Linked DNA regions of Homo sapiens: regions 1, 2 and 3 are each linked to region 4. A link is a contact called in ENCODE Hi-C data. All regions are on one chromosome and are shown on one strand. The core of a region is the stretch at or near the end of the contact, and the rest is flanking DNA. Distances in the headings are between cores, read along the strand shown. Region 1 holds the start of HEMK1 (HemK methyltransferase 1, mitochondrial release factors N(5)-glutamine). Region 2 holds the start of DCAF1 (DDB1 and CUL4 associated factor 1). Region 3 holds the start of MAPKAPK3 (MAPK activated protein kinase 3). Region 4 holds the start of UQCC5 (ubiquinol-cytochrome c reductase complex assembly factor 5).

The links. Hi-C counts contacts between places; a loop is a spot of excess contacts on that map. Pooled maps may share reads with other maps.
Region 1: a loop to region 4 is called in a map of CD4-positive, alpha-beta T cell, with 5 times the contacts of the local background. The contact joins the promoter of HEMK1 here to the promoter of UQCC5 in region 4. A Hi-C loop is called at or near these places in 1 of 168 maps with a recorded cell type or tissue (CD4-positive, alpha-beta T cell), 1 of 37 single-sample maps with no recorded cell type and 4 of 50 pooled maps.
Region 2: a map of CD4-positive, alpha-beta memory T cell shows a loop between it and region 4 (27-fold over the local background). The contact joins the promoter of DCAF1 here to the promoter of UQCC5 in region 4. A Hi-C loop is called at or near these places in 2 of 168 maps with a recorded cell type or tissue (CD4-positive, alpha-beta memory T cell and naive thymus-derived CD4-positive, alpha-beta T cell), 1 of 37 single-sample maps with no recorded cell type and 14 of 50 pooled maps.
Region 3: a pooled map shows a loop between it and region 4 (9-fold over the local background). The contact joins the promoter of MAPKAPK3 here to the promoter of UQCC5 in region 4. A Hi-C loop is called at or near these places in 2 of 37 single-sample maps with no recorded cell type and 9 of 50 pooled maps.

The regions. Positions count from the first base shown.
Region 1 is chr3:50,567,375-50,575,094 of GRCh38, forward strand. HEMK1 (HemK methyltransferase 1, mitochondrial release factors N(5)-glutamine) reads left to right here and starts at 2,148. Exons shown (of 11, transcript NM_016173.5): 1 at 2,148-2,200; 2 at 3,557-3,958; 3 at 4,336-4,427; 4 at 4,741-4,834. The coding sequence starts at 3,731. It overlaps C3orf18 (chromosome 3 open reading frame 18), which reads right to left and starts at 373. Exons shown (of 6, transcript NM_016210.5): 1 at 89-373. RefSeq lists a silencer at 5-514 and an enhancer at 1,953-2,072.
Region 2 is chr3:51,494,748-51,501,586 of GRCh38, forward strand. DCAF1 (DDB1 and CUL4 associated factor 1) reads right to left here and starts at 5,268. Exons shown (of 25, transcript NM_001387579.1): 1 at 5,126-5,268; 2 at 1,987-2,033. RefSeq lists an enhancer at 4,718-4,817 and a silencer at 4,928-5,157.
Region 3 is chr3:50,611,071-50,618,714 of GRCh38, forward strand. MAPKAPK3 (MAPK activated protein kinase 3) reads left to right here and starts at 6,081. Exons shown (of 11, transcript NM_001243925.2): 1 at 6,081-6,171; 2 at 6,444-6,714. The coding sequence starts at 6,496. CISH (cytokine inducible SH2 containing protein) reads right to left here and starts at 704. Exons shown (of 3, transcript NM_145071.4): 1 at 561-704. The coding sequence starts at 580. RefSeq lists enhancers at 1-223, 1,133-1,222, 4,844-4,933, 5,801-6,754, 6,755-7,644 and silencers at 573-1,052, 6,025-6,074, 6,085-6,134, 6,385-6,534.
Region 4 is chr3:52,531,240-52,539,025 of GRCh38, forward strand. UQCC5 (ubiquinol-cytochrome c reductase complex assembly factor 5) reads left to right here and starts at 5,366. Exons shown (of 2, transcript NM_001124767.2): 1 at 5,366-5,667. The coding sequence starts at 5,517. NT5DC2 (5'-nucleotidase domain containing 2) reads right to left here and starts at 2,618. Exons shown (of 14, transcript NM_001134231.2): 1 at 2,267-2,618. The coding sequence starts at 2,498. RefSeq lists enhancers at 1,728-1,857, 5,685-6,218 and silencers at 1,988-2,077, 2,108-2,457, 2,518-3,017, 5,052-5,351.

The DNA of each region.
Region 1 (7,720 bases), core at 898-3,397, 2.0 Mb before region 4:
CAGTCCTCCCTGCCCCAATCCCCATGCCCGCCTCCGCGACCCTGTGATGCCTCCCTTCTTGCACAGGAGCAGTGACCTCAGCACTTACTTAATCCTCTCCCGGCGCCGAGCTCAGTTGGAGAGGCTAGGGGTGGTAGTGACTGGCAGGAGGCCGGGGCGGGGGGAACCCCCAAGCCCGGCGTCTGGGGCTGCGGGTCCGACCCGAGATCCGCCCTCCCTGCAAGCCCCGAGCCGCTGGCCAGGCCCGCTACTGCGCACCAGCCGCATCCGCGAGCGCTGGCTCTGCCGGCCTGAGCTAGGGTGGGTAGGGCCGGGACCCACGGCGGAGGTGGGGCCGGGCCGAGCAGCCTCGGGGGATCCCCGAAGCTACAGCGCCTTGCCTCCCTGCACGCTCCGCGCCCCCGGCCTCCGATTGGCTGTCGGGCCTAGAGCCCGCCCAGAATTGGACCGTTCGCTTGTCGCTCGGGTCTGGCTCCACCCCCAGAGGGAGCCTAGAACCTGGTCGCAGTTTTTAGAGACTACCCTCACCCCGTGGCCTGCGCCGAAGTTGGGCGGAGGACAGTGGGTGGCCAGGCCCTTCCGGGCCAGAACTCGGGACCCCTGCCAGCTACCCGTGCCAGGACAGACTCAAGCCCCCAAAACGCGGATGGATGTACAGAGGAGACTTGGGGAGAGCACTGGACTGGGAGTCCTTGGGCCTGCACTGAACTCTGGCTGACTTTGTGACCTTGAAGAAACTGCTTTTCCCTTCCTGAACCTTGGCTTTCTACTCAGACGGGTCCTCTGGTGTGAGGGTTCTAGACGAAGATGGGGAATCTTCGTCTACAGAAGTTGAGAGTGGGGTGGATTTATTATTGGGCACCCCGACCCAGGCAAGTCTACATATACCCTCACAATAGCTTCCATCCACGGCATGATCAGCTCAGGGAAGGAGCCCTCAGATACTCCTGATCCGCCGGTTTTCAAAGTAGTTTATGGGAGTCACCGGGTAGCCTGGTACAAATGCAAACGCCCCTGTGTCTCCCGGTCTGGGAAGGAGGCAGGGAAACAGCATGTTTAATAGCAGTTTAAGGCCGGGCGTGGTGGCTCACTCCTGTAATCCCAGCACTTTGAGAGGCCGAGGCGATGGATCACCTGAAGTCAGGAGTTCGAGACCAGCCTGACCAACATGGTGAAACCCTGTCTCTATTAAAAATACAGAATTAGCCGGTCGTGTTGGCTCACGCCTGTAATCCCAGCTACTTGGGAGGCTGAGGCAGGAGAATGGCTTGAACCCGGAGGCCGAGGTTGCAGTGAGCAGAGATCGCGCCATTGTACTTCAGCCTGCGCAACAAGAGCAAAACTCCGTCTCAAAAAAAAAAAAAAAAAAAAAGAAAAAAAGAAAAAAAAAGTAGTTAACAGTGTTCTAGTTAACAGTACTTTCTGGTGGGGAGATGTTGACAAGACACACTTTGCGAGACGCTGCCGAGTATTTTATAGAAGGCGCAACTGAGGTCCAGAGGTCCCAACACCTGGAGGAGTTGCCAATAGAGTCAAGATTCGAATCGGTAAAAGAGCGGCCCCTGGGGTCTGGCCGCCAGTCGGCCGACCCCCTGGTGGGCTCGGGCCACTGACCTCGGTAGGGTCACGACACTGGGACTGGACCCCAAAGTTGGACCAGCCTTCAACACTGGAACCCGCCCATGCACAGCTCCACCCGGCCCCCAGGCTAAGATAGACCACGCCCCCGGACATCTGGTCCCCGCCGGAACACCCGGGCCCTCTGGTGACACGCCCCCTTTCCGGCAGGCTACTGGGCTCCGCCCACACACCTCCCGGCCTGGTTCCTAAACGCCAGCTCGGAGCAATCCCCTTGGGCTGGAGCCAAATCCCTGCTGTGATTTTAAGGAAGACCGGCAGGTCCGGGCCCCCAAGGGTCAACCCCACACACATCCCCGCACTTTCCTGTATGCAGGCCTGCGAGCGTAGAGGGAGTGGAATTCACAGCCTCCCCACCCATCCGCAGGGGTCTCCTGGGAGGAACCCACCAGCGATAGGAACACTGAAGCTGGGCTACGGCGTCCGCCCGAGCCTTTTCTTAAAGGCGCCGACCCCGGAAGCGGGGCGTCCGAGGGAGCGCGCGACGGGCCACGCACGTCCGGGCGTCCAGTTCGGGGCAGCTTCTCCGGCTGGTGGGTGGGTGGGGCAGCCTTTCAGGCAGGTATGCATGGGAGGTGGGGATCGGAACGGGGTGTTTCGACTGCAACCGCCTGGAGACCTGGCCGGTACCATTCTCCATAGTGCAGATGGGGAAACAGGGTTGGAGAGAGGGGGCCTCATCTGGGTCGTTAACAATGCGGTGCGTAGCTGTGAGGGAGTTTACACTTCTGACTTCGGGCCTTGGCTCCTGGGACGGCGCACTGGTGCAAGAGCCGCTTCTGGAGTCTGGTGGACTCGGGTTCGTGTCTTGCCTGGGACAGTCTTTTTTTTCTTTTTTTTGAGACGGAGTCTCTCTCTGGCACCCAGGCTGGAGTGCAGTGGCATGACCGCGGCTCGCTGCAACTTCCGCCTGCTTGAACTGGGTTCAAGCAGTTCTCCTGCCTCAGCCTCCCAAGTAGCTGGGACTACAGGTGCGCGTCAGTATGCCCGGCCAATTTTTTGTATTTTTAGTAGAGACAGGGTTTCACCATGCTGGCCAGGCTGGTCTCGAACTCCTGACCTCGTGATCCGCCCACCTCGGCCTCCCAGAGTGCTGGGATTACAGGCGTGAGCCACCGTGCCCAGCTTGCCTGGGACAGTTTCTACCTGAGTGACGCTGGGCAAGTCGCTTCCCTTCTCTGACCCTACTTGTATCTGAAGATGTGGCACTTAGCAGGTGCTTAATAAACGCTAGTTTGGACTTTTATCTGGAAGCAAAGGGGACCGCTGATTTTAAACCTTCAGTTAAACTTGCTTGTGACCTCTTTAAATATACAATTGTAAATTTTTTAGTTGGTGGTTTACGCTGATGTCCCGGATTATAGGTTAAATTAGGAGGAAATTTTCAGCATGTACATCCATGACAGTACACACACAATGTCAGATTCAAAGCTCCCAATTAAAGGCAATCATCTGCCTCTTGTAACATCAGTTAAGATCATGTAACATCTGGTCCCTGCTGTGTGTTGAGCTGCCTCCCAGGCCTTGGATATTCATAGACTAATGCATTGCTTGCCATGGGTTTGGTGTGATTTTCCCCCATCTTATGGATTAAGAAAGTGAAAATCAGAAATAATGACTTGCTCAAGATCACACACGCTAGGTTAGACACAGATCTGTCCTGTCCCCACATATGTGCCCTAACCTACCACCAACCCGTTTATTAGCAGAGACTGAGCTATGGGCTCAGCCCACTCCAGCTAAAAATGTGAAGAAAACGTAAGTGGCCAAGACAAGAATGATCAAATAGGTGGGTAAGGCTCTAAATGGAGTCAAGGGGGTGTCAGAGCAAGAGCACAACTATTCTCAGGCAATGTATTGGTAGAAGGGGGGGTGTCATACAAGGCTCACCTGCTTTCCTGGTTCCTCTCACTCCCAGGGTGGCAACCAACTATATCTGAGGACCAGAGCCATTTTGGGGCACCAGAGCTTGTGACCTCTCCATCTCCACCCAGCTGGGTCCAGGGGCCACTCTCAGCACTCACCTCAGCAGCTGACATCATAAAGCAGACTTGGGAACCTGGAAGCACTCTGGAGAACCTTTCCCTGAGACATGGAGCTTTGGGGCCGAATGCTGTGGGCCCTCCTGTCTGGCCCAGGGAGGAGGGGAAGTACCCGGGGCTGGGCCTTCAGCTCATGGCAACCCCAACCACCTCTGGCTGGGTTATCCAGTGCCATAGAACTGGTCAGCCACTGGACTGGGGTCTTTGAGAAGAGGGGTATCCCTGAGGCCCGGGAATCCAGTGAGTACATCGTGGCTCATGTCCTTGGAGCCAAAACAGTTAAGTTTAGTGTTGTCAAGAGGACAGGAAGAGGGAGGAGGGAGGACTTGGGGAAGGGATATCCAGGTTTTCTGTTCACTAAGAGTGCTTAGCTGAGACTGATGGGATTTTTCTGAAGGAACGTCTTAGCGCCTGGCACACACTGTAACAGTTTGTTGGATGAATGAATATATCTCTGCCTAAGTGTTCTGGGATAGACACCTGGAAGCCTGGTGTTAGCTGTGTAACCTTAGGCAGGATGCTGCCCCCTCTGGGCCCAGATGATGAGAGGGTTGGGCCTCCAGACCAGTGCTGGGCAGGCATTATCCACATAAGACACCTGGGTTGGGGGCCTTGGGCCCAGTGAGCCAGCCACTTATATTCTCTGTGGGGACAGTTTCAGAGCCTGAGGCCGGCACTTTGGACCCAGCCCTTGACCTCTCAGCAACTACAGTGTATCCGGGAGCTGAGTAGCCGTCGATTGCAGAGGTGAGCACCCATGGATCAGACCTGAAGGATGTGTTCAGGGAGCAGCAGTCCAGCCTCCCCTATCCCCACCAAGTTCAGGGAGGAGGAGAATGTCCAAGGACTAGGGAGGTGTTGGGGTGCAGGAGTGGCAAGAGTGGGGCCGGGGTACTGAATAGGAAGAAGGGAGGGAGGGAGGGTTTTGCCTCAGGAGTCCCAAGGCCCTGGAGACATGGTCTTGCCTGATACCTTTGGCCACAAGTGGTATCTCAACCCAGGCATGGTCCTGTTGGTCCTAGCTCTGTCCCTGATGACCACCCAGCTGCCCCCTCTGCAGGATGCCGGTGCAGTACATCCTTGGAGAGTGGGACTTCCAGGGGCTCAGCCTAAGGATGGTGCCCCCAGTGTTTATTCCTCGGCCAGAAACAGAGGTAGGTGTGCCACCAGGGCAAGGCAGGATCAGGATGATGGTGGAGTTCAGGGCACCAGTCTTACCCCAGGCTTCCTCCAGGGGGCACTGGGGCCCCATGACTTCAGGGACAGTGCCTTTCTAGACATGTATTTCCTCTCTGACTGTGTTGGCAGAGCCCAGAGGACAGAGGATTCCTGTTGGTCCCCTTGACTGTTATGTTCCAAGCTATCAACCCAGCCTCTAGGTCTGGCAATGGCCCAGAGTGCCTCAAATAGTGCTGCCCAAGTACTTAGCCTGTTCTGCCATTTCTCTGGGAGCCATCCCATGGCTCACCCAACCCACAGGGAACAAATGTCTTCCAGCAGCTTCTCAGGAGGCATGGAGGAAGTGGAGAGGGCTCCAGCCGGACACCTGGAGACCTGGTATCAGCTGTGCAACCTTGGGCAGGTCACTGCCCTCCTGCCATCTCTGGGCCCAGATGATGAGAGGGTTAGCCCTCCAGCCCAGAGAATCTGGTGGCCCTCTTAGGTCTACTGACTGGTCTGGTAATCACCTGTGTTGTCCCTCAAATTACTAGGACTAGGGATGTGTGGCGCAAGTGTGTTATCCCTTGGTAAGGCACCCTGGTCCTGGAAGAGACGCTTTATATGGCCCTTCTTGGACTCCCCTCTGACCTTGTAGATGACAGAGCTGGGAGCCAGAGGGCGCAGACCAGGGAGTAGAGCTGGGTGAGAGCTGGTGGGCAAGCCAGAGGGCGCCAGGTTCTGAGAAGGAGTGTTTCTAGAAAGACCTAGGCACACAAACATTTCTGGGAAAGGTTAGTTCCCATTCCCCTGCTGTGGCCAGGGGGCCCCAAACCCTTCTTTCACTTTCTCAGCTTCTGTCCCCTAGCCAAGAAACTCTCTGACCCCTCTCCTCTCCATATCATGTGGTTGGGAGGCCAGGTCCTTGCTTCACTGCCCAGTGTCAGGGCAGGGACAGTAGGGAATCTGAGGCCTTGCTGAAGTCACAGGGCTGTCAAGGAAGGGAGCATGGGGGCAGCACGTGGACTTCCTGACTCCCAGCTCAGAGCCCCATCCCTCACATGGGGCTGCCCCATCTGGGATTGGCATGACCTAGGACACAGTATGGAGACCCAGAGCAGGGTGTGGCCTGCCACCTGCAGACTTTGGGAGGCTTACCTGTGGCTCCTGAAAACACGTGATCTCTGGCGAAGAGATCATTTGCTGTCTCCGGCTTCCCAGGGTCAGGGCATGGTGACTTTTGAGTTCCTTCAGAGCTGACCTGGCACCAGCCATATGTGCCAGGGTTCTGAGTATCAAGTGTGGACTTTGGCTCCCATGTGGCCCCCTGATTCTTGGATGGGTCTGGGCCAAGAGAGCAGCTCTACTGCAAGGGGTGGGGTGAGGGGAGATGCTGCGATTGGGAGGCCAGGTGCTCATCTTGCTGTGCAGACATTTCTGAGAACTCACCAGGTTCACCCCAATGTAAAGCCACATCGGGGGATGCCTTACCAAGAACTCAAGAGGACGTGGCCTGTGGCAGGGAGTAGTGAGAATGGGTGCAGGGGATGGTTTCTGATGAAAGGGGAGTCTGAAGTGCAAACTTGCAGGAGGCATGTGCCCAGTGAGTTGCATTTTCCCTAAGGGTGAGAAGGTGGTTCAGCCCCTGGCCTGGCAGTGAATACAGTAGGAAACTCAGGGCTGGGGGTGTGAACCATTCTCACCCAGCCTGCTGTGAGGCTGTACAGGTTGTGGGAGGCTCAGTGTTTTGTCTGTGATTGGCTTGAAGGAGGCAATGCCACCTCCCTGGGTCTGCCCCACCAGGGATGCCATCCTAATAGAGGGTACTCATGGGCACTTAGGTTCTGCCCAGGCCTTGGGCCAGCCTCTTGATGGGGTATGGAGTCCATGTTGGGGCAGCAGTTCTAGGCAGAGCCAACAACTGCCTGCCCCTCACCTCTTTCCCGCATGCGTCTGTGCCCCACCCTGTTCTTGGATTCTTACCATATTCACCTGGAGGGGGTGCCCTGAGCCTGTGACCAGCATGGCTTTTAGTCTTGCCGAAAGAGCCACCAGCGTTAGGCTGAGGGAGGCTCTTCACTAGGAGGAGAAGAGAAAGTTTCTGGACTCCTTGGGCTGTTATCTACCCCTGCCCCAGGTGGCTCTACAACCAAGATGAGTTTCCGGTGCTCTGGAGTGTTATGGCAAACAAGAGGCCACTAGTGGTGGCAGGGGCTCAGTTTCTTAGCTTCTTACCCTCCCCAAGGTGGCCATCCACATACGTGGTGTGTGTCTTTGAGGTCTTTGAGTATCTCTGTGAGGTGGCTGGCCAGTGTGGCTGGCTGAGGGGTCATTCTCCAGCCAGAGTAGGTCTGTCTATGACCAGGAAACCAAGAGAGGCTTACACACCTGACAACAACTGGTCACCCTACCAACCTCTCAGCTTGTGGCCTCACCACTGAGACCACAGGCTCTCAGCCACAGCCCTATACTGCTCACTCTGTACCTGGCCCAACCTTGCAGGCTAAGCTTGCCACAAGTACCTTAGTGGTCTCCAGTAGTGCCTGGCACAGGGCTGGTGAGAGCTAGTGAATACACACTCTCTCCTGCTGGAACTGGGCCCCCTCACCCACAGGCAATCATTTGTTAGGTGCAGAAGAGGCTTGGAACATGGAGGGTTGGACCTGCTGGCCAAGTTCTGCCTGCTTTGGACTTGCCACCCTCAGGGTGGGTGAACATTGTTGCTGGGTTTGGGGGCCTGGAAGGGTGAGATGCTTTTTGGAACCCAGCACTGGGGAACTTATGTGGAAAATGGGTGTGAGTGATCTGGAGCCCTCTGCTCCATTGGGCCTGGCTGATGGCATTGGGGTGTGGGGGAGACCTGGGGGTGTGAGACTCAGAGG
Region 2 (6,839 bases), core at 4,018-6,517, 1.0 Mb before region 4:
GGGTCTCACTATGTTACCCAGGCTGGTCTCAAATTGCTGGGCTCAAGCAATCCTCTCCACTTGGCCTTCCAAAGTGCTAGGATTGTAGACATGAGCCACCATGCCTGGCCTAAAACACTAAAATTTTAGAGTTCAACTTAGAAACATATACATATATACTTCTGGTATCATTTTCAGAACTTCCAACTAATCTATGCCTGAAGATAATTATAACTTTGGGAATAACCATTTGCCCAAGGAAAATATAAACCTTAGTGAGACCTTGTCTCTATTATTTAAAAAAATAAAAAATAGGCCAGGCGTGGTGGCTCACGCCTGTAATCCCTGCACTTTGGGAGGCCAATGCGGGTGTATCATCTGAGGTCAGGAGCTCGAGACCAGCCTGGCCAACATGATGAAACCCTGTCTCTACTAAAAATACAAAAAATTAGCCGGACGTGGCAGCAGGCGCCTGCAATCCCAGCCACTCGGGAGGCTGAGGCAGGAGAATCGCTTGAACCCGGGAGGCAGAAGTTGCAGTGAGCCGAGATTGCACCACTGCACTCCAGCCTGGGCGACAAGAGCAAAACTCCATCTCAAAAAAAATATTAAGAATAATAAAGAATAAAAAAATATAAAGGCAAGGCGTGGTGGCTCACACTTGTAATCCCAGCACTTTGGAAGGCTGAGGTAGGAGGATCACTTGAGCCCAGGGGTTTGAGACCAGCCTGGGTAACAGTAAGACCTTGTCTTTATTATTTAAATACATAAATAAAGGAAAATATAAACTTGTAACAGACTAAATAAAGGAAAATATAAACTTGTAACAGACTTAACTAATAATAGCAATGTGAATTAACATAGTATCAATGAAAGCAGTCAGCAACTGAGTGTGGTGGCTCACACCTGTAATCCCAGCACTTTGGAAAACCTAGGTGGGCAGATCGCTTGAGCCCAGGAGTTTGAGACCAGCCTGGACAACATGGTGAAATCCTGCCTCTATGAAAAAAATTTAAAAATCAGTAGTAGTAGTACTTACTTCAATGTTCGTTTTTTTGTGTTTGTTTTTTGTTTTGTGAGACGGAATCTCGCTCTGCTGCCCAGGCGGGAGTGCAGGGACACAATCTTGGCTCACTGCAACCTGTAGTCCCAGCTACCTGGGGAGGCTGAAGCAAGAGAACTGCTTGAGCCTAGGAGGTGGAGGCTGCAGTGAGCCATAACTGCACCACTGTACTCCAGCCAGAGCAAAAGTGCGAGACCTTGTCTCAAGGAAAAAAAAAAAAGGCCGGGCACAGTGGCTCACACCTGTAATCTCAGCACTTTAGGAGGCCAAGGCAGGCAGATCACCTGAGGTTGGGAGTTCGAGACCAGCCTGACTAATATGGAGAAACCCTGTCTCTACTAAAAATACAAAATTAGGCCGGGCGCAGTGGCTCACGCCTGTAATCCCAGCACCTTGGGAGGCCGAGGCCGGCAGATCACAAGGTCAGGAGTTCGAGACCACCTGGCCAACATGGTGAAACCGCATCTCTACTAAAAATACCAACAAAATTAGCCAGGCATGGTGGCACACGCCTGTAATCCCAGCTGCTCCGGAGGCTGAGGCAGCAGAATCGCTTGAACCCAGGAGACAGAGGTTGCAGTGAGCCGAGATCGCGCCACTGCACTCCAGCTTGCACAACAAGAGCAAAGAAAACAGTCATCTTCACCTTGTTATGCCCAAGACAATAAGGGTGCATTACTCAAGTTCTTAAGTGAGTTCCTTTAAGTGCTATGAAGAAATGATGGTCTGTCCAATGGTGACACGGTAGTTACCAATTAGTGAATATCTAGTATGGGACAGACATTGAGCTAAGTAATTTACCATACTTACATTATTCTGAATTTTCACAACCATCCTACCCTTTTTCACACATGAGGAAACTAGCTCAGAGAGGTCCCCAAGACCAGCTAGTACTAGGTAGAAAAAAGGTTTCAAGGATTCAAATCCCAACTCTGCTGACATACCTGTGAAGTCTTGGTTATTTAACTTCTCCAAATCTCAATTTCCTTATCTGCAAGATGGAAACAGTTGTTGTGCGGGGTTAAATGACAATATTGTCCCCATGATGGGATAATATAAAGCCTCAAGAAATACTTATGTAAAATTTTCTTATCCTAACAAGCATCTGCTAGGGTATTTAGGGATGACAGGCCTGCAACTTATTTTCAAATGATTCCACAAAATATATATATAGATACCACACACACAAATAGAGAAAATATGGCATAATATTAACAACTGTTTGCCAGGCACTATGGCTCATGCCTGTAATCCTAGCACTTTGGGAGACTGAAGTGGGTGGATTACTTGAGGCCAAAAGTTCAAGACCAGCCTGGCCAACGCGGCAAATCCCCATCTCTACAAAAAATAAAAAAATTAGCCAGGCGTGGGGGCACACACCTGTAATCCCAGCTACTCCAGAGGCTGAGGCATGAGAATCGCTTGAACCTGGGAGGCAGAGGTTACAGTGGGCAAAGATCGCACCACTGCACTCCAGGCTAGGTGACACAGGAAGACTGTCTCAAAAAAAATAAAAATAGGCGGGCACGGTGGCTCACGCCTGTAATCCCAGCACTTTGGGAGGCCTAGGCGGTGGATCACGAGGTCAGGAGTTCATGACCAGCCGGACCAACATGGTGAAACCCCGTGTCTACTAAAAATACAAAAATTAGCTGGGCATGGTGGCACGCGCCTGTAGTCCCAGTTACTCGGGAGGCTGAGGCAGGAGAATCGCTTGAACCCGGGAGGTGGAGGTTGCAGTGAGCCGAGATTGCACCACTGCACTCCAGCCTGGGCAACAGAGCAAGACTCCGTCTCAAAAAAAAGAAAAAAAAATTTTTTTTAAATTGACAGGCACAGTGGCTCAAGCCTGTAATCCCAGCAATTTGGGAAGCCAAGTCGGAAGGATTGCTTGAGGTCAGCTGGGCAACATTTTGAGACACAGTCGACACAAATATTTAAAAATTAGCCAATCATGTTAGCCTGTGACTGCGGTCCTAGTTACTCAAGAGGCTGAGGCAGCAGGCTCCTTTGAGCCCAGGAGTTGTTGGAGGCTGCAATGAGTTATGATGACACTCGAGACCATCATGGCTAACACGGTGAAACCCTGTGTCTACTAAAAATACAAAAAATTAGCCGGGCGTGGTGGCAGGCACCAGTAATCCTAGCTACTTGGGAGGCTGAGGCACGAGAATGGCGTGAACCTGGGAGGCGGAGCTTGCAGTGAGCTGAGATCGCGCCACTGCACTCCAGCCTGGGCAACACAGTGAGACTCTGTCTCAAAAAAAAAAAAAAAAAAAAAAAAAAAAAAAAGCCAGCGCAGTGGCTTACATCTGTAATCCCAGCACTTTGGGAGGCCGAGGTGGGCAGATCACGAGGACAAGAGCTTGAGACCAGCCTGGCCAATATGCTGAAACCCCATCTCTACTATAAATACAAAAATTATCCGGGCGTGGTGGCGCGTGCCTGTAGTCCCAGCTACTCCGGAGGCTGAGGCAGGAGAATCACTTGAACCTGGGAGGCGGAGGTTGCAGTGAGACAAGATCGCGCCACTGCACTCTAGCTGGGGCAACAGAATGAGACGCTGTCTCAAAAAAAAAGAAAAAAGAAAAAAAAAAAAAAAAGAGTTATCACACCACTGCACTCCAGCCTAGGCTACAGGGCAAGATCCTGTATCTAAAAAAACAGGCCAGGTGTAGTGGCTCATGTCTGTAATTCCAACACTTCGGGAGGCTGACCAGGGAGGATCACTTGAGTTCAAAACCAGCCTGGGCAACATACTGAGACCACTGTCTCTATAAAAAATAAATGAATAAAAATAAAAAATTTTAAAACTGTATAATAGGCAGAACAGTAAAACACTGTACTCAGCAACTACGCAAGAGATACTAAGTACAAAATGATTTCCCTACATTCCCCAAATTCTCTATTATCTCTTTAACATCCAAAAATATATACCCACTCAAAAATGGGTAATGAATAAATGTTATATAGAAAACCCAAATGGTCACATCATTAAGAAAAATACTAAATAGATCCTAAAATCTAAATATACACATTTACATAAACATTAAAGGTAAACTCCAGTAAGCTGGAAAAAGAAAATGCAGGATGATATTACCAATTAACCTCTCATTCTGTACATTAACGATGCATTTTGAACAGGAAGATGCTACTAATATAAAAAATTAAGACATGTAAACTAATTAAAAGGCTTCATCAAAAAAACAGGGTAAGGAAAAACCAAGACCAACATGACATGGCCAAGGACGAGTCATTTGTGACTCAAAAATAGCTAAATACAAACACTCCAAAACTATTTCCTCAACAAATGGAAAACCAGAGCGCTGCCACCGCAGTAAGAGGAAACCAGACAGAAAACCGTCTAAGAAGTGAAGTTGTTAAGCAAACGCTTCTGACACCCCAGTTGAAAACTACTATAACCCCCGGAAATAGACTCCAGGGAAGCTTCGCGGGCACTCTGAGGTTTGACTCCAGGCTGCGGGACCCGCACACCTCTCTTTCCAACCCTTCCCTCTTTCATGGGGATGGGAGGAGCGCCCGGAAAGCTCCGCCCCCGTCGCACGGTCCAAGAGGCAGGCGGGTGCAGGGAGAGGTGGCACGAGGCCGAGAGACGGGAGAGCCCGCCCAGGTGACTGGAGCTGGAGGCGGAGACACAGTCCGGGAAGGGGCCCGCCGTATAGTACGGAAGATGGAGCCCCGCAAGCCCGTACGGAACAGAGACTAGGAGGATTGGAAGGAAAAAGAAAACAAGGGAAATGAAATGCGCCCCTCCTCCAGGTAGGGGCGGACACACCCCGCCCCCCCACTCCGGGCGGAAGAGTTACTCTCGGGAAGCTTCTCGTGGGGAGTGGAGGAAGAACGTGGAGGCCCCGCCCCCAGGACAAGAATCAGGAGGAGGAAAAGTCCTGTCAGGCCCCGGGCCCAGCCTCCCGGCAGACCGGCCCGCCCCCTCCTCGCCGGCGGCCCAAGCAGGTGCCGCCCCTCCCCCAAGCCCGGCGCCCACTCTGCCGCCCGGCCAGCCGCGCGACCTGCTTCCTCGCGCCCCTCCCGTAGAGTCGCCTCCCTCCATTTCCCACTCACCGTCCGAGGCGGCTCCGCCGCTGCCCCCCCCCGACCCCGCCAGTGGCCACAGTTCACACACACACAGCCTCAGGTCCCGCACTCACTCTCCACTCACACACACACACAGCGCGACCACGGCTCCACAGCGGCCCACATATTATGCGTCACTCGCGCGCTACGTGCACCGCGCGCGCGCGCTCGCGCCTACTTGGCGCGAGGACCGCGAGCAAGGGGCGGGAAGAGAACGCCTGCACGATCGGGGAAAAAAAAAAAAAAAAAAAAAAAAAAAAAAAAAAAATCGAAGAGCCCCGGGGACGCCTGGGAAATGAAGTTCCGCGTCTAGGGGCGGGCCCACCAGTCCCAATTGACGCATGAGCTCTTCGCCTGGCGCATTGACTTCTGGATTTGTAGTTTTTTTGGATAAATGCGAACTGCTGAGTACTCATTGGCTGCTTCGGAAGGCGGAAGTGAAAAGTGAGGGAGCCAATCCTTCTAAGACAGTACTGTAATCGCCTGATACTTTTTCAGTGTCTTGTTCTGACCTGTGTGCGCAAAGAGCCTCTGTTTTATTTGGCCATTTGCCTTATCTTACCTAGAACATACCGTGATCTAAGAAAATATTTCTCATAAACATATCAGAAATCACAGCACTCATTAAATCAGAAGGCACTGGTTGTTTTTTGTTTGTTTTGTTTTGTTTTTTTGAGACAGAGTCTCGCTCTGTTGCCCAGGCTGGAGTGCAGTGACGATCTCAGCTCACTATGACCTCCGCCTCCCGGGCTCAAACAGTCCTCCCACCTCAGCCTCCAGCTGAGACTACAGGCGCATGCCACCACACCCAGCCAATTTTTGTTTCTGTTTTGTATGTGCGTGTTTGGTAGAGACATGGTTTTGCCGTGTTGGCCAGGCTGTTCTCGAACTCCTGGGCTGAGTTCTCCCAGCCTCTTTTTTCTCTGTCTTTTTTTTTTTTTTTTTTTGACAGGGTCTCGCTCTGTCATCCACGCTGGAGTGCAGTGGCGCGATCACAGCTCACTACAGCCTCAATCAACCTCCTGGGCTCAAGCTATCTTCTCACCTCAGCCTCCCAAGTAGCCGGGGCTACAGGTGTGCACCACCACACCCGGCTAATTTTTAAAAATTTTTGTAGAGACGAAGTCCCACTGTGTTGTCCAGGTTGGTCTTGAATTTCTAGGCTCAAACGATTCTCCTGCCTCGGCCCCCCGAAGTGTTGGGATTACAGGCATGAGCCACTGCACCCAGCCTCTGTCTTTTTGTTCAAGACCTAGCCTGTAAGAATCAATAGATACTTATTGCCAGGTTATTATACGTGAGGCAGAGAAGTGAAAAATCAAAAGCTCATAGATTAAGGCAGGACTGACCTCACAGGTCACTTAATTCAATTTCTTCATGTTGTTGGGAAAAATGAGGCCCAGAGGGAGTGAGCGACTTGCCCAGCATCACACAACCAATTAACAGCAGAACCAGAGGACTCCTTACTCTGACCAGCAGTCCCTCTTGTGGGGCATAGAAGATAAACATGACCCACAGTTGAGCAGAATCTCGACCTGACAAGATCCTACCCAGCGTTCAAGGCCTTATGCAGCTCATTATCTCTCCGGGAATGCTGAGCAAGTCTCCGTGCATCTCCATGAGTCTTCACGGCAATACTGTCACATGAATACAAGACACAGCAAGCCTGCTGCTATGCTCAGGCTCGACAGCTAGTAAGGAT
Region 3 (7,644 bases), core at 4,831-7,330, 1.9 Mb before region 4:
GTACCCCAAGCAGGACCAGGCCAAACCCAGGGCCTCCCGAGAGTTGCAGACCATCAGGTGCCAGCCTGAGGAAAGGCAAGGATCTGCGGCTGGCTTCCCAAGAAGAGCCTACTTGCTAGCCTGGGGCAGGAGAGGGGACACCAGGACAGAGGGGGCCAGGGGCTGGTCCAAGGTTACTAGCAGGCAGGGCAGCAGGCAGGCTAGCGTAGAGTGCTCTGGGCCCAGAAGAATATCTGGGATTGTTGGCCACATCTTGGGGGACGCCGTGCCGTTAGCATCCATCTGCTCCAATGAGAACCCAGGCTGAGCCCACCCTGTGAGTTCCTCCTTTAGCCGGCCAGCCCCCGGTTTCCCAATCCACAGTGGGAATTGAGGTAAGTGTGTGGGGGCGGGGAGTGGGAGTGTCACAGCCCCACACAGAGCCTTGCTCCTGAGGTCCGTCTGCGCTCAGTCACCTCTGGCCCGTCAAGCCCTCCCAATGCCCGGCAGCTAGCACGAAGCCCCTGTTCTCCCGTGCGCCCCTCGTGGTGGCCGGGAAGGGGGCAGAGAGCCGCGCTTACCCCTGAACGCAGAGGACCATGTCCCCGCGGCAGCGGCGACTCCGGAGTGGGGACTCGGCTGGACGGCGGCGGCTGGAGGGAACCAGTGGGCGCGGAGCGCGTGCTGGGTAGGCTCCCGGGGCGCGCGGGCGCAGGACAGGGACTGAGAGGCAGTGGCGCGGACCGCCTGCGAGGGCGAGGGGGGCGGGCCAGACGAGCGGGGCGGGGCGAGCTGCTGCCTAATCCTTTGTCTGCCGCGTTCCAGCCCTTCCCGGAAGCAGCGTCTTCCTAGAACCGCGGGCTGAGCGGTGGGGCCCGGGCGGGGTGCGCGGGCCCCGTCGCCGGGTCTGGGGCCCTGAGCAGTGAAAGGAAATACTTTGACAGATTTCCAAGAACTTTCCAGGAAAACGGGGCGGGGCCCCGCGAGCTGACCAATCGCGACGCTGAAGGTGGAGCCGAGCGGTCGGGGAGGGCCAATAGCAGCGCGTGGACCCGGGGCTGAAGCTACCCAGAGGGGCAGGTCGGAGAGATCAGTGGGGAAAGACCGGGTCGGGGAAGTTAAGGAGGGGCCCGGGCTCAGCAACCCGCGCCCAGATTGCCTTCTGGCATTCTGCGTCGTTGGGGAAGGGCCCTCTTATCTCGCGGTGGAACTCGTGGCAGGGCGGGGGGCGGAGTCCCGGGCTTGTCCTCCCTGCGAGCGGCTCCTCCAAGGAGGTCTGTCGGCGTGTGCAAGCGCCCCGTGTTGGGACGGCCGCTCCTGGACCCTAGGACTCTGTGTGTCGGGTGTCGGATTGGGTGGCATGGGGTGAGATCTGGAGCGGGACTTAGGGCAGGGCGGGGTGCAGAGGACAGTTCCAGAAATGAGTGGGTCCACTGAGGTCAAGCCGGCGGTCACCACAGCCAGAAAGATCCAGACAAGAACGTTTTCTTTGAAAGAGTTGAAGGAGAAAGCACGCCCCAACTTTTCGAATCAGGCAGACCATCCAGTCTTGGCTGGCACTGGTTTCTGGCCGGCCCTGCCAGTCAGGGGAGAAGAGACTACAGATTTGAGAAAGCAAGCAGAGACAGCCCCAGATGGCCCGGACTCTGGGTTGGTACCACCCCCACCCCCCGCCAGAAAAAAAATGCTGAGAGAGAGTCCTGCAACTCAAAACATAGGGAGATAATCTGGGAGTAGGGTGATAGAGGTTGGGGCGGGATGGCGGGGGCAGAGTAGTAACACTCGCTCTTATCTACAGGGAGTACTTGCTGCATTTGATCCTCTACAACTGGTGTTGCTCCCGTTATGCGGACAGAAGACAGCCCCAGGGAACAAATGCTAGGAAATGGCAGGGTAAGAGCTTGGTCCCAGCTCTGAATCAGAAGCCCACGCTCCTACCAGGACCCTCTCCACCTTTTTTCAGTTCACTGGATTCACTATGGAGCATCTTGAAGGACTGTAGGGTCTGTGAATCTCCTCCAAACCCTTGGGCCAGAAGAACTGTGGGATTTGGAGAGGTTGCAGGGTCCACTCCCCACCCCCATCCCCCTCCCAGTGTGTGCCCCCAGGGTCCCCAGAAAGGAGTCTAGCTCTGAGATCCTGGGCAGGGATGACAGACCCCTGGCCTTGTTGAAGGGCCTGAACGATAGCATCCAGGGAAGACAGGGCTCAGTTTGCTCTGCCCAGAATGGCAGAGGGCAAAAGAAACCTGAAAGCAAAACCCTGTGAAACTGGGGAAAAAACGTTAAGTTTCAGATTTCAGGGCAGTCACTTCTCTGTAGCTTTCCTGAAGGGAAGCCGGGCTTCATGAGTGCAACTCTGCCAGCCCCCTCCTGAGTTGGCCAGAAGCCACTTTCTTGGAATGGGGGTAGGGGGGATGGATACCTTATAACCCACTTTGAGGGCTGGGATACCTGGATAGCCTGATATGCGGCCCCTGTGTGGACCACTGACTTGCCAGTAGGAACTGTCCACTGTCTCATTACTATGAAGACAAAAGGACTTTGCCGCTGCCAGGCAACAGAGTTACAATTTTGAACTTGGGTCTCTTATGGGGCCAAATCCCAAGCTCTCTACCAAAACTATACTTCTTCCCCCTCACCATGACTATTCAACTGAACACTTACTATGTGTCAAGCACTCTCAGCAATTTGCAGCCTCATGTCATTGTCACAACTACCACATATTATCTCCTCTTTACAGGTGAGAAAACTGAGGCATGGAGAGGTTACAATATAACTTAGATCTCCCAGCTGGCAAGTAATGGTTTAAGCCAGGAGCCTACACACTTCCTCCTACTTCCTCTATGGGTGCTGGTGATCTGCCGACTCCTAGACATCCAGCTTTAAGGTCCTCAGTGAAGCTTCTCTGCCCCCAGGCCTGTCCATGTCAGAGCACCATGGGTGTCCCTTTGAAAGTATCTCCTACAGGTCAGTGATTATGCAGTCTATGTGTAAACCAAAGGGTTCCAAGGGTTTTGGCCTTCCAACTATTTTTGTGTGTGTGTGAATATGACAGCACTGTGCACCTCACCTGCATGCTGGGAACAGTGATGTGCCCCTGTTCTGCCCCAAGTACTAAGTTGGGTCCCTCTGGCCAACTTAGTACTTAATTCTCCTGCCCTGGCTGCTCCCTAGAAACCCTGGCTCTGATTGCTGGGCCCACACTGCCACCTAGCGGTGCCCCCTCTCATGCCCTCACTAGCCAAATTTCCATAGATTCTTCTCTTCTAGGATAATCCCTCTCCTGCACCCCAGGGATTGAACTTACTGCAAGATTCCCCTGCCACTCCCTACCCAGAACAATCACAAGATGAATCACAAGAATACACAGCAGTGCCTTCCCAAAAGTCTCGCTCATTTGGCCTCCATCCTCTCACCATGTACAGCCTCCCCTCTCCAGTAAGGACAGAGTGTGTGTGTGTGTGTGTGTGTGTGTGTGTGTGTGTGTGTGTAGGATTTAGCCCCCCTCACTTTAAGCTATTCCAAAGTCTCTGTCCCCTTGGACACACAGCTACATGAAGGGCTGTGTGGCAGAGTCTGCCATCATGAACCCACTCCTGACCAGACCTAGCCATCCTGCATGCCAAATCCTCCCATCATTGTGGAGGGGATGCTGCAGGTGGTTGCTGGAACATGAGCACTAAGGGAAACCACATATTCTGACTTTCCTGGGCTAAGTGAGTAGTTTCAAGGCATCTCTCCGATGGACCCATGTGGGGAATGCGTGTGCCTGTGGAAGCATGGACACTGGTTATAGGGACTGGGAGGGGAGAAGCAGCACCTTTGCCTTACTTTTCATACTTCTGTATAATTTGAATTAATTACAATGAGGAAGTTTTACTTATGCAACTTAAAATTTTAATAAAAGAGACCAGCTTAAAAAATACAATTATAAAATTTGTAGAGCAATTATAATCTAATTCCATTTTAAAGAAAGAAGACATCTTCACAGAACATTCAGTGGGATGCCTTTGGCTGGGGCAAGGAGCCAGCCTCCACCCTCAGCTGCCTAGCCTTCTGCTCACCAGAATGACATCTTGCTCAGCCTCAGGTTCACCAGGCTCAAACTAGTTGCCTTCAGAGAGCAGAGAGCCTTCTTTGGCTCCCCCCAGCAGTAGAAGATTCCAGATCATAGGGCTTTCAAAGAGGCTCTGAGATCTTGAATCAGATTCTCAGGTTGGGCTCAGGGACATCAATCCTGGGTCCAGCTGGGCATAAATGCATGTGTGTGTGCACATGTGCATGTGTATCTGTGTGCATGTGTGTTATATGCATGTGTGTTTATACGTGTTATATGCATGTGTGTGCACATGTGTAAAGGTGTGACTGCATGTGTACATGTGTGAGAGTATGTTTGCACATGTGGCTGTGTGAGGAGCCAGAAAGGACTAGGAGAGGAGGCCATGGTTTGAGGATAAGAGCCCAGCCCTGAGGTTGTGCTTTGGAGTTGGAATGGGGGCTCTGTCATGACAGCTGCTGACCTCAGACAGGTCACTTAACCTCTCTGGGCTTTTCTGTCCTGTGTGTCTGTAGTGTGGGGCAGAAGGGATAGTGTGACCTCCTCTAGGCTCTGTAAGGTCAGGGGGTTGCAGGGAGAGCACATTCCCAGCATCTGGTCTGCAAGAAGTGTTCACTATGGCCAGCTGAGGCTATTGTCTGGAGCCTCCTGCTTCACTGAACACTGCTAGCTTGAAGGTTGCCTGAAAGAAATAGGGGCAGAGCCCCAACCCCATCTCCACTCAACATCTGCACACAGTGGGTACCCACTAATAAGTTGTAGCACCCTTTCAGTCACTCATTCACTCATTCATTGACAGAAGATCATCTTTCCAAGAGCTACTTCTCTGATGAGCCTGCACATGCAGCCCAGGGGTCCGTGAGTGTGCGTGTGTTAACCAGAGGGGCTGAGGGGGAGGCGCTCACTGGGCCTAAATTCCGGAGCCAAGAGTAGGATGGCTGGAAGACGCCTCTGAGTGGAACCGAGGTCCTGGTACCTGCAGTCCTGTAGATGGCCTGTAGATGACAGCAGAGGCCCATGCAGAGCCCCTGCGCTGAGCCGCACCTTCCCAGTTCCAAGTGAGCCAGCTCGCTCAGGTCCCTCAGCTTCCGGATTGGGGGAGTGATGTGATGTGCGCAAGTAGTTCAGATCTGTCCCAGAAGACAGCCACAGCCACCCTCCCTATGGCTCTAGACAAGTTGTTTTCTCCCCAGGGGTCCCAGTTTCCTCATCTGTGAAATGAGAGTTGCTTAACAGCCGGTGTTGGGAAAACTGGCTCAAAATACGTAAGGTAGTCTAAGATGGGCTTAACAGAGACTTATATGTGCAAGGCAAAACTAGAAAGCTAATGGAGAATATCTGTCACTCGGATGGGAGACAGAGACTTTTTAAACACGACGCCAAAAGCCCAAACCATAAGGTGAAATGTTGGCGGATCTGATCAAATGGCAACTCGGGATTTCTGGTCCCCAGGATGCTGTATATACCAAAGGGAAGCAGCGAGTCAAGGGCATAAGCGGGAGCTGCAAAAAGGGGGCAGTCGCCAGTGCTGGAGACTCCCAGAGCCACCAGAGACTAAAGAGTGGCGAATTCAACAACGACAAGATGCCACCTCCCTCGGCATGTTTAAAAAGTTGAGTACGCTGAGGGTTGGCCAACACTAGGCAAGTCGGAAGCCTAGCAAGCCATACTGGAGGGCCACCTGGCAGCGTGCAGAGCAAACACCCGACTCAAGGAGAGCTTTCAAGAGAAATAAGACGTCCTGCGCTGTCACGTTCTAGGTTGCGAGTAAAACCCGGGACCCGCACAGTAGCGGACTGCCAGTACAGGGGCCTCCCTGGGTGTCCCTGGAAACCGAGGAAGTAACCGCCCCCTCGGGAAGCCACGCCTCCTATTTTGTTCCGGCTCGGGGGCGGGACCCAGCCGGGGCCCGCCTGGCCCTTTAAGGCTGACCTAGCGGGGCCCCAAGTTGGGATGACGCGCAGGGAGCGGGGGGTGGAGTGGGGGAGTGGGGGAGGGGGGGGTGGGGAGGGGGGGGAGGTCACGTGGGCGCCGGCAGCGCGACTCTCGGCCCTGGGATTTCTGCGGCCGCCAGCTCCCGCGACCGCCTCTCCTGCCCCTCGCCGGTACCTCAGCAAGGTGCGTTGCCGCCAGGTACGCCCTCGCTGGGCCCCCTCTGCGGCCTCCTCCGGGGACCTCGCGGCCATTAGGCGCCCGGCCCCTTCCCTTCTTGACACGTGCCCGGGCGGTGCTCGCTTGTACCCCGCCGCGCGACCACCGCCCCTTGCTGCACGTCTGTACTCTCAGGCCGTTCGTCCCGCACTCCCAGCTTGCCCCGGGCTCGCAGCCCAGCCCAGTTCAGAGGCTCCAAGGCTGGGGTGTGTTGGAAAAGTCTGGGCGGGACTCACTCTTCCCCTTTCCCCCAGGTGCCACTAGAAGCGCCAGGCTGGGGCCGCCTCTGAGCGCCCCGCGGGGGCCATGGATGGTGAAACAGCAGAGGAGCAGGGGGGCCCTGTGCCCCCGCCAGTTGCACCCGGCGGACCCGGCTTGGGCGGTGCTCCGGGGGGGCGGCGGGAGCCCAAGAAGTACGCAGTGACCGACGACTACCAGTTGTCCAAGCAGGTGCTGGGCCTGGGTGTGAACGGCAAAGTGCTGGAGTGCTTCCATCGGCGCACTGGACAGAAGTGTGCCCTGAAGGTCAGTGAGCCCTCACTGAGGCCTGGGGTATCCTGGAGGGTCCACAGCGGAAGCCTGTGAGTGAAGCTATGTCTAGCGCCCCTGCTAAGCTTCCTATGCTCAGCAACATGTTTCATCGTCATACTGTCCTGTAAGGTCAGGCTTGTGGTCCTCCCTACTTCACAGATGGGGAAACTGAGGCGTAGCCTAGCTAAGCTTTGAGTGTCCCAGTGAGCAAGGGGTGGAGTCACTATGGCTAGAGATGCTGTATCCGGAAGCAGGGAAGGGGTGACTCCTGACTCTGGGATTCTGGCTGGACCCATGTGTTCAGGCCCAAAGGGGATCTCTTGTTCAGCTTGGCTGCCCCTTCCATGTGAAGCTCCTCTGACTGGAATGGATCTGTTTCCCTTTGCTGGAAGCTGAGACCCCACCAAGGCTTGGGTGGGACTGCTTCTTCCCTGTGGCCCCTGCCTGTCTGGGCTGGAGTGGTGTGAGCCTCCCAGGGCTGGCCAGAGGACAAGGCTGATGCCCACTGCACCTGTGGAGCCTCAGGAGGCTGCTGATAGACTCCTGACGAGTCGCTGGTCCCGTGTTGAAAGGGACAGGCCCTGGGCCAACCCACCCCTGGTTCCTGGGCAGAGGGCGGGCCAGCCATCTAGCCACCTCAGACTATAGGCTCCCTGGAGACCTGGCATGCTGATATAGGTGGCATGGTGGGGGTCAGGGGGATGCTGGGGGCGGGTACCTGGTTCCAGCTTAAGGCATACAGTTCTGGGCCTAGGGCCACACCCCATACCCAGAATCCCTTGAATCTGTCATCTCTGGGGTCTTTACTCATTTGTAGCTTGTGCCAATGGATGGGTAGAGCATGGCAGGGATAGTGGCTCCTGGAGGCTAGAAGTACAGCAAAGGCCCTTCTCATTTTACAAAAGATTTTTTTTTTTTGAGGCA
Region 4 (7,786 bases), core at 4,116-6,615:
GAAGATCTGTGGGTGTAGACAGGAGTCTTCACTTGGATGCAAGTGAGACAGTTGACTGCAACGCTCTAGGGAGCTGCTTCTGAGCCACCCCTCAAGGCCCAGGGTTCTGGTGTGTCACTAGGACCCTGGGCCTTGCCCTTCCCATGGCCCTGAGTTCCCGGATACCAACTGTGACTGTGACTCTTGGTGCAGAAGACCTGGGAGGGTCTGCTCGGCAGTGCAGCCCCTTGCTGGCACAGAGTCCTGGTTAGGTCCAGGCCTTCACCTCTGCCCCTAAGGATGTTCCCAGGGGCCCAGGGGCAGACAGTCCTCCCAGGAACAAAGCAGGATGTGGAAACAGCCACAGGGCCTGGTGGCCTGGCCTGATTTCTAGACTAGAAGAACCTTGGCTCTGGGGCGACAGAAGCCTGTTCCCTTCCATAGGTGGTGTGGGTGGGGGGTGGGGGTGGGGCAGCTGAGGGTGTGTCCCACTCAGCATGTCCAGCAATTGCCCTCCTTTCTCCTCAGCCCTAGCTCCCACACCTGCCCATGGTGCCAGGTCCCAGGGCCAACTGCTCCCTAGCAGCCGTGACACTTGTGGATGCCTTAGAGGCTTGTCTTGTTCAATCCTCACTCCCATCCTGTGAGGCAGTCCCACTTATTCCCCCATCGTCCGGAGGAAGAAACTGGGGCTCAGGGAGGTGAAGTCACTTGCTCCAAACCACCCAGTAACAGGCACCGGGGTTGAGATCACCATTCAAGTCACCCCACCTGCATTAATCACTCTGCCTCTCAGCCTAGCCTCCCAATGTCACCACACTGAGGCCAGGTGGGTGGGGGCTGGGGGACTGAGGGACCTGTTGCACTGCTCTCAGCCCGTGGGCATTAGCCCAAAGCGGACCTCGGCGCCCAGAGGTGTGAAGCTGGCTCCTGCTGGTGCTCACCATGGGATCTTGGTGGGAATGACTTTGCTCCTTGTATGACAAGAGGAGCTTAGAGGGCTGTGAGGCTCCAAAGATGCAGGCAGGCCCAGGAGGACAATGTCCAGTAGATCCCCGTAGTCCTCCCTGAAACCTCCAAGGCAGGCTTCTCAGGATACTCTGAGGGTCTTCTCCGGGCCCAGAGCAAAGACTTCTTAAATAACGCTGGGCCGCCCCTCCACAGACACAAACTCAACCTGGGACCTCGAGGGTGGACAGATGCCCAAGGCTTCAAAATGACCATTCCTCAGGGGCCTTTACCATCCTGCCTTTACTGGTCAAGAAGTGATTCTCCGCCACCCCACAAAGCCGGAGTGAAAACCCCTGTCTAGCCAGTTAGAATCTTCCAGACAGGGCTACTTTGTTTTATCAGACAACAAAAGCCACGTCACCCCTGGGGGTTCCTCCGGAAGCTCTCCTGCCCTGCTTGGCCTGGTTCCAGTCATCACCCAACCCTGGGACAGAGAGGCCCCAGGACTGCGTTTCATGCTTGAGAGAGGGTGAGACTTGCTGGGGGACCACCCAACTGGTCAGTGATAGGGTCACGACCCAAACCATATCTGTCTGCTGCAGAAGCAGGGCCCCACTAGACCCACGGAGACAAGCAGGCAGATGTCCAGCACTCTCAGCTCTGGGGCCTCACTAGTGCGCCCCAGCCGGCCCCCTCCAAGAAGGGGCCTCAGCCTCCTCACGCCATTTCTCAGAGGGAGAGAGCAGGGACAGGGAGGTTAAGTGCCCTTTGCAGCCCTAGTCTGGGCTCCAGGGGGCGGGGGTGACTTGGCTTCTCCCAGCCTTCGCTGCCCGGGCTGAGAGGGGGCCGGACCTCCAGGGCGACATCGAGGTGTGTCTGGGAAGTCCAACCGGTGTCCCCTTTGGTCCGGCCGTCCCTAGGAGCCCGTTCCGCCCGGCGCCGCTCGCTGGCTTTGTCCACAGCACTCTCCCGCCCCAACTAAGGGTTGGCCGAGAACAAGGGGTTGGGGGCGTTTCCACCGCGGCTTCACGGCAGGCGGGACCCCGAAGGAAGTCGGCGGGGGCCCAGCACTCCGGCAGCCGCTCGAGGAGCCCCGAGCTCCTGCAGACCGAGCCGGGGAACAAACCTCCCGCCCGCCCCCGGGCGTCGGGGCGCCCCAGAGGCCCCCGGGATGAACGGCCGGAGCTTCTCGCGAAAAGCCGCCCGGCCCTTGCGCTCCGGGGCCCTGGCGAGCCCCACTGGGTGTTTCCCCGGAGGAGCGGCACCCTGGGGCTCGGTCCGTCCATCAGTCCACGCGGAAGACACCCCGGCGCACGTCCCGCCCCGGCTCACCCACCGTGCACCAGTCTCCGCATGTCCTGGTAGCGAGCCCATAGGTGCGCGCTGAGGTCGGCGCCGCTGGTGGGTGCCTGGGCGGGCGCGGAGCGCGGGACGCCGGGGCAGTGGGCGCCGGGACCCGGGGGGCCGCACCCAGGGCAGGAGGGCGAGGACGAGGCGGCTCGCGGCCCGCCGTGGCCTCCGCACAGCAGCCAGCGCCGAGCGGCCGCCCGCAGCCCCGCACCCGCCATGCCCACCGCGCGCCGCCCGCCGCCCGCGCTGCCCTCGGCCAGCCCGCCGCCCGCCGCCCGCCGCCCTCCGACTGCGCGCCCGCCACGGTGGCCTCGTGCTCCTCACGGCGGCCGGCCAATGGGTGCGGCGCGCGGAGCCCGGCCTGCCAATGGGCGCGCCCCTCGGCCCGGGGGGCGGGAGGCCCCGGACCCGGCGGGGCGGGGCGGGGCGGGGAGGGCTCCCCAGCCCCCTCCCCCAGCCAGTCTCCGGCGCGGTCCGGGAGGACTCTGCGCCCCCCTTCGGCCGTCACGCCGGCGATGGCGGCGCCTTTCCCTGGCCCCAGCCCTGGAAGTCAGCGGGCCTAAGAGCGGCCGTCCCTGAGAGGCTCCGGACGGCCGAGGCGCCGAGAGGAGACAGCCGGAGCGCGACGGGTACCCCCCGGGCCCCCGGGTCCTCTGCCGCCCTCTCCGCTCCCGGGTCCGCCCGCCCTACCCTGCGCCTCTGGATGCTTCTGACCCCAGATCCTCCGCTCCTCCCCCTAGTCCTGGTGCTCTCCTTTCCCGGGGTCCTGGTCCCCGGTCTCTGGGCTCGGACTGACTGCCCACTGACCAGAGCCCGGGCCAGTCCACTCACTGGTCTAACAAATAAAGAGCCCTTCCCGCGCTTCCCGGTGCCAGGCCCACGCTGGGGGAGGCCGAGGGGCCTGCAGGGCAGCCGACGTCCGCTAACCAGGTGACTGGGCCGTGCGCTGCAGGGTTGTGGGCCACGGTCACTGCGCCCGCTTGGTTCGGACCTCGGCAACTGGCCGCACTGACCCGTCAACTCCCGGTTTCCCGGCGCACGCCCCTCGTGAGATGCTGTGGTCTTTTCTAGCAACGTCGACAGGCTTTCCAACAAAATTCCTCTTTCCTGCGCAGAACCGCTCTCCACTCGCATTTCTTCTGCTCAGATCCGTATTCCGAGCCCGCACGCATACCAGGCTGTGCTCAGGGTCCGGAGGAGGCCGACCCAGTAGCCGTGGGCCCTGTCGGAGGGGAGCCAGCTGGGCGCGCGTTGTTTTCTGAGGTGGCCGCGCTGTCTTTCAGGGTGTGTGTACATTCGAAACTCCACTGAACCTTGATTGAAGACCTACAGTGTGGCAGTCCATGGCCTGGGGACTGGTAAGGATTGAGGCCGTAGGATGGGCTCGAGTGTGGCGGTGTCCCCAGGGCCCCAGTGAGCAAGTGGGTGTGCTGGGAACCTGGCCACAAGTGAACCTCCTCCAGGCGAGGGGATGCCCTGCAGCATCCAGCCGTCAAAACCTCCTGTAGAAACGGGAGCGAGCATCAAGCCTGTGTGTGTGCATGCTTGGGCGGAGTCTACCCGGAGGAGAAAGAGGCTTCCGGGCTGGCCCTCCAAAGCCGGTTGTACAGGCGGCAGCTCAGGCTGCTCACTGCGGGCCCTATGACCCTTTCTGGGGCCCTGCTTGCTCTCTCCAGTCTGCTTTTGTATATTTTGTGTCCATATCACCAAATCGTCTCATTGGTTCTAAGCTTTCATTTACCTTCCTTAGATTGTCTAATAGTTGTCTCCTTTCTCAAAGCTGTTCCTGCAGTTTTTACTTTAGTCCTAGGTAATGGGGTGACAGCCCCTTTCAGTTATCTTCAGCAAGCACAGCAGCATGAGAAGACGCAATTACAAGTGAAGTCTCTTAAGTCAGAGCCCTGCTTCTACCTGGCATAGTCTCTTAAACTGTCAGTTAAGAGACTACATATAAACAATACACGTTCAGACTCGGCGCGGTGGCTCACGCCTGTAATCACAGCACTTTGGGAGGCCAAGGCAGGAGGATCTCTTGAGCCCAGGAGTTTGAGACTAGCCTGGCCAATATAGTGGGACCCCCATCTCTACAAAAAATTAAAAAATTAGCCGGGCGTGGTGGTGCACGCCTGTAGTGGTGGGAGGATGGCTTGAGCCGGGGAGGAGGGGGTTGCAGTGAGCCGAGATTGCGCCACTGCACTTCAGCCTGGATGACAGAGCGAGGTCCTGTCTCAAGAAACAAACAAAAACCATGTTTGGGAATACATGTGAAGAGCGAGGGCTCTGCCAATCATTATCATCATAATGAATATTCTAACTAATATTAATCAGTTACTATGCTCCAGGGTTGTGTTCAGTGCATCATTCCTATTACCGCACTAAATTATCACAGCGTCAGAACAAGGCCTCCGTTTTACGGCTTAGGGAATTGAGGCACAGATGGGCTAAGGGAGCACCTGTAGAGCAGGGATGTGGTTTGGTAACAGAGTGCATGCTCTTTATACTGCTCTTCTGCGATTATTGTGAATAAAGCGCCTACAAGTGCCTGTGGAACTGTAAGTGCCCCATACAAGATAGCTTTTATTAATTTTAGGGTTCTCACGGGGCGCTTACTTAGATTTTTGCTGTGATAATTGATAAAGTTCAGCTTTCAACACTCCATATCAAATTCTGTTACTTTAGAAGTCTAGGCACCAATCACGTCTCCGAAATAAACGCAAGGCATTGCATAATTGCATTTTGGAATGTGGTGCTGTACATAGTCCATCAGAGAGGGTCATCACTTCTATCTGGGTATTAGGAATAAAAATGGCGGTGGCAGAGTAGGGGGCGCGGCTGCCAACTGCGAGCTCAGACCTGCACTGGGGAGGCAGGGGGCGGGGCCGGGCCGGCGCCACGTGGGCTGTCCTTCCCTTTTGGGCCGTCCCACCTCCAGAGCTGAGGCGCCTGCGCCAGCTCCTTCGAGGCCCTGCTCGGCTTCAGGGAGCACGCGCGCCCTGCCGTGCTCTGATTGGCGGAGCTGCACGCCCCCGCTGCAGTCTGATTGGCGGATCCGCCTCGCTTTAGAAGGTCGGCGCCCAGTTCCGGCACTCGTGCGCCTACCAGACAGTGGCGGAGGACGGCGCTCGCTAGTCTCCCAGGTCGCGGTACACGGCGAGAACGGGCGGGGCGGTCTCGGCTGCGTCCGGGCGATCCAGTGCTTAGTTCCGTCATATCCCTCTCCACGACCTCGGTCGAGCATGTTCACCAGGGCCCAGGTGAGACGGATTCTGCAGCGGGTGCCCGGGAAGCAGCGATTTGGCATCTACCGGTTCCTGCCCTTCTTTTTTGTCCTGGGAGGAACGATGGAGTGGATCATGATTAAAGTGCGCGTGGGCCAGGAGACCTTCTGTAAGTGAGGGGGTAGCAGTCTCTGTTTCCTTTCAGGAAGGCACGAGGCGGTAGGGATCCGTTTTTCTGGGGAGTATTCTCAGATTGCAGACCGCGCATTCCACTCAGAGCGCTGGGCGAGTGCAGTTCCATTCGCTTGGCAGTCAGGGCGGCCTGGCTCTCCTGTAGGCCGGGCACATTGGCGTCCAGCCTTGTGACCTTCCCTGCACTTACAGGCGAGATCACGTGCTTCTTCCAGCCCTCTCATGCCTGCCCTTCACCCCTGCCGGTGACATCGTTTGGGCTTAAGGAACAGACTTGCTCACAACAATCGTAGAAGGGGGTGGATATGAGGGGTCAGGGAAACTCCTGCTAACTAGCCATTTCTCTTTGGATTCTTCTGTCCAAACTCTGGAGGGAGCTGATCTGCCTGGCTTTGCTAATTACCACTACCTTTACAGGACAGTCATTGGCACCAGGTCTTTGGTCTGGGTCCAGATGATCAGCACTGTAAAGATAGTGGTAACGCCTGGCACTGCATTACTGAGCATTAACTCTGGACAGGCCAGTTCCTTTCAGGAGGACTTCCCCAACCCCTCGGCCCTTTCTGCTTTGCCCCTCTCCTGAAACGCTATCACTTGTGACTTGCCAACCCACATTTTAAAGAATTGTTACATTAGTGATTCCTAAAGATCCTTAGTCCTTCTGTTCATCCATTCATTGATACTTAATGAGCATTCTTGAGGGGCTATAATGAACAAGGCAGAGGTGTCCCTTACCCCAGAAGAGCTCTAATGGGAAAGAAGATGATAAAGACAATTAGCATACAAAGTGATCAGTGCTGTGAGAAGGAAGTGGGAGGAACATAGGACTCTCGGGTGGGCGCCTCAACTGGACTAGATGGTGCAGGGAAGGCTTCCGGAAGCAGCTACCAAGTAAAGTAGGACCTGAAGACTGAGTAGGTGTCAGTCAGATGAGGGGAAGGTGTGTGGAATTGAAAGCATCTCCATGGCAGTGGTAGGAGCACTTGTGTGAGAGTATGCTGTGTGTTTGAGGGATTGAAGCAGATCAACAAAGTGGGGATGGCTAGAAGGGTGCCTGGGCAGGGTGGCAAAGGGACTGGAGAACCAAGAATGGATCCCAAGGATTGAGTCATTTTAGGGAGAGGCTTTAACATGTGGAGAATGGCTCCTTGTGGACAGATTGGTAGGAACAGTTACGCTGTATGGCTGTCCAGAGTTGAGACAGTGGCCTGGTCTAGGTTGGGGCAGAAAGGATACCAAGAAGGGATGGAAGTAAAAGACAGCCCAGAGGTAGTACTGACAGGGCATGGTGATTAAGTGGACTCAGGAGATGAGGAGTGGAGGCTTCTGGTGGGACACCTGGGGCAGGGGGTAGTGCATTTCCTGAAGGTGCCGAACACAGGCAGGGCCATCCTGGGCACCATCTGGGACGTGACGAGGTAGATATGGTTATACAGAGCTGAAGCTCAGGAGGCAAATCTGGGCCAGAAATTGGGATTTGTGAACCATTCAGAAGCAAATTATGATGGAAGTCAAATCCCAACATTTTAATTTAATTTATTTATTTTTTGAGACTGAGTTTCGCTCTTGTTGCCCAGGCTGGAGTGCAGTGGTGCGATCTTGGCTCACCGCAACCTCTGCCTCCCAAGTTCAAGTGATTCTCCTGCCTCAGCCTCTGGAGTAGCTGGGATTACAGGCATGCACCACCACGCCCGGCTAATTTTGTATTTTTAGTAGACATGGGGTGTCTCCATGTTGGTCAGGCTGGTCTAGAACTCCTGACCTCAGGTGATCTGCCCACCTTGGCCTCCCAAAGTGCTGGGATTACAGGCGTGAGCCACTGCGCCTGGCCCAAATCCCAACATTTTAAGGGTAACTGAGAATGGCCAGAAAGGCAAGGAGGGAAACCAGGAGGATTTGTTATCACAGAAGACAGGAGGTTAAATACATCTGGCTCTGTGAAGGGGAGGTAACCCCCCTTCCTCTAGGAGAGACTGCAGGATATGCAAATAATGATCTAGAAGGAGAGGGTGGAGAGAGGCTGGAGATACTGGACCCTTGAGAGGGTGGGACCAGAGCTGGGTGACAGGAGTAAGCCCTTGGAAGTTAGCTGGAAG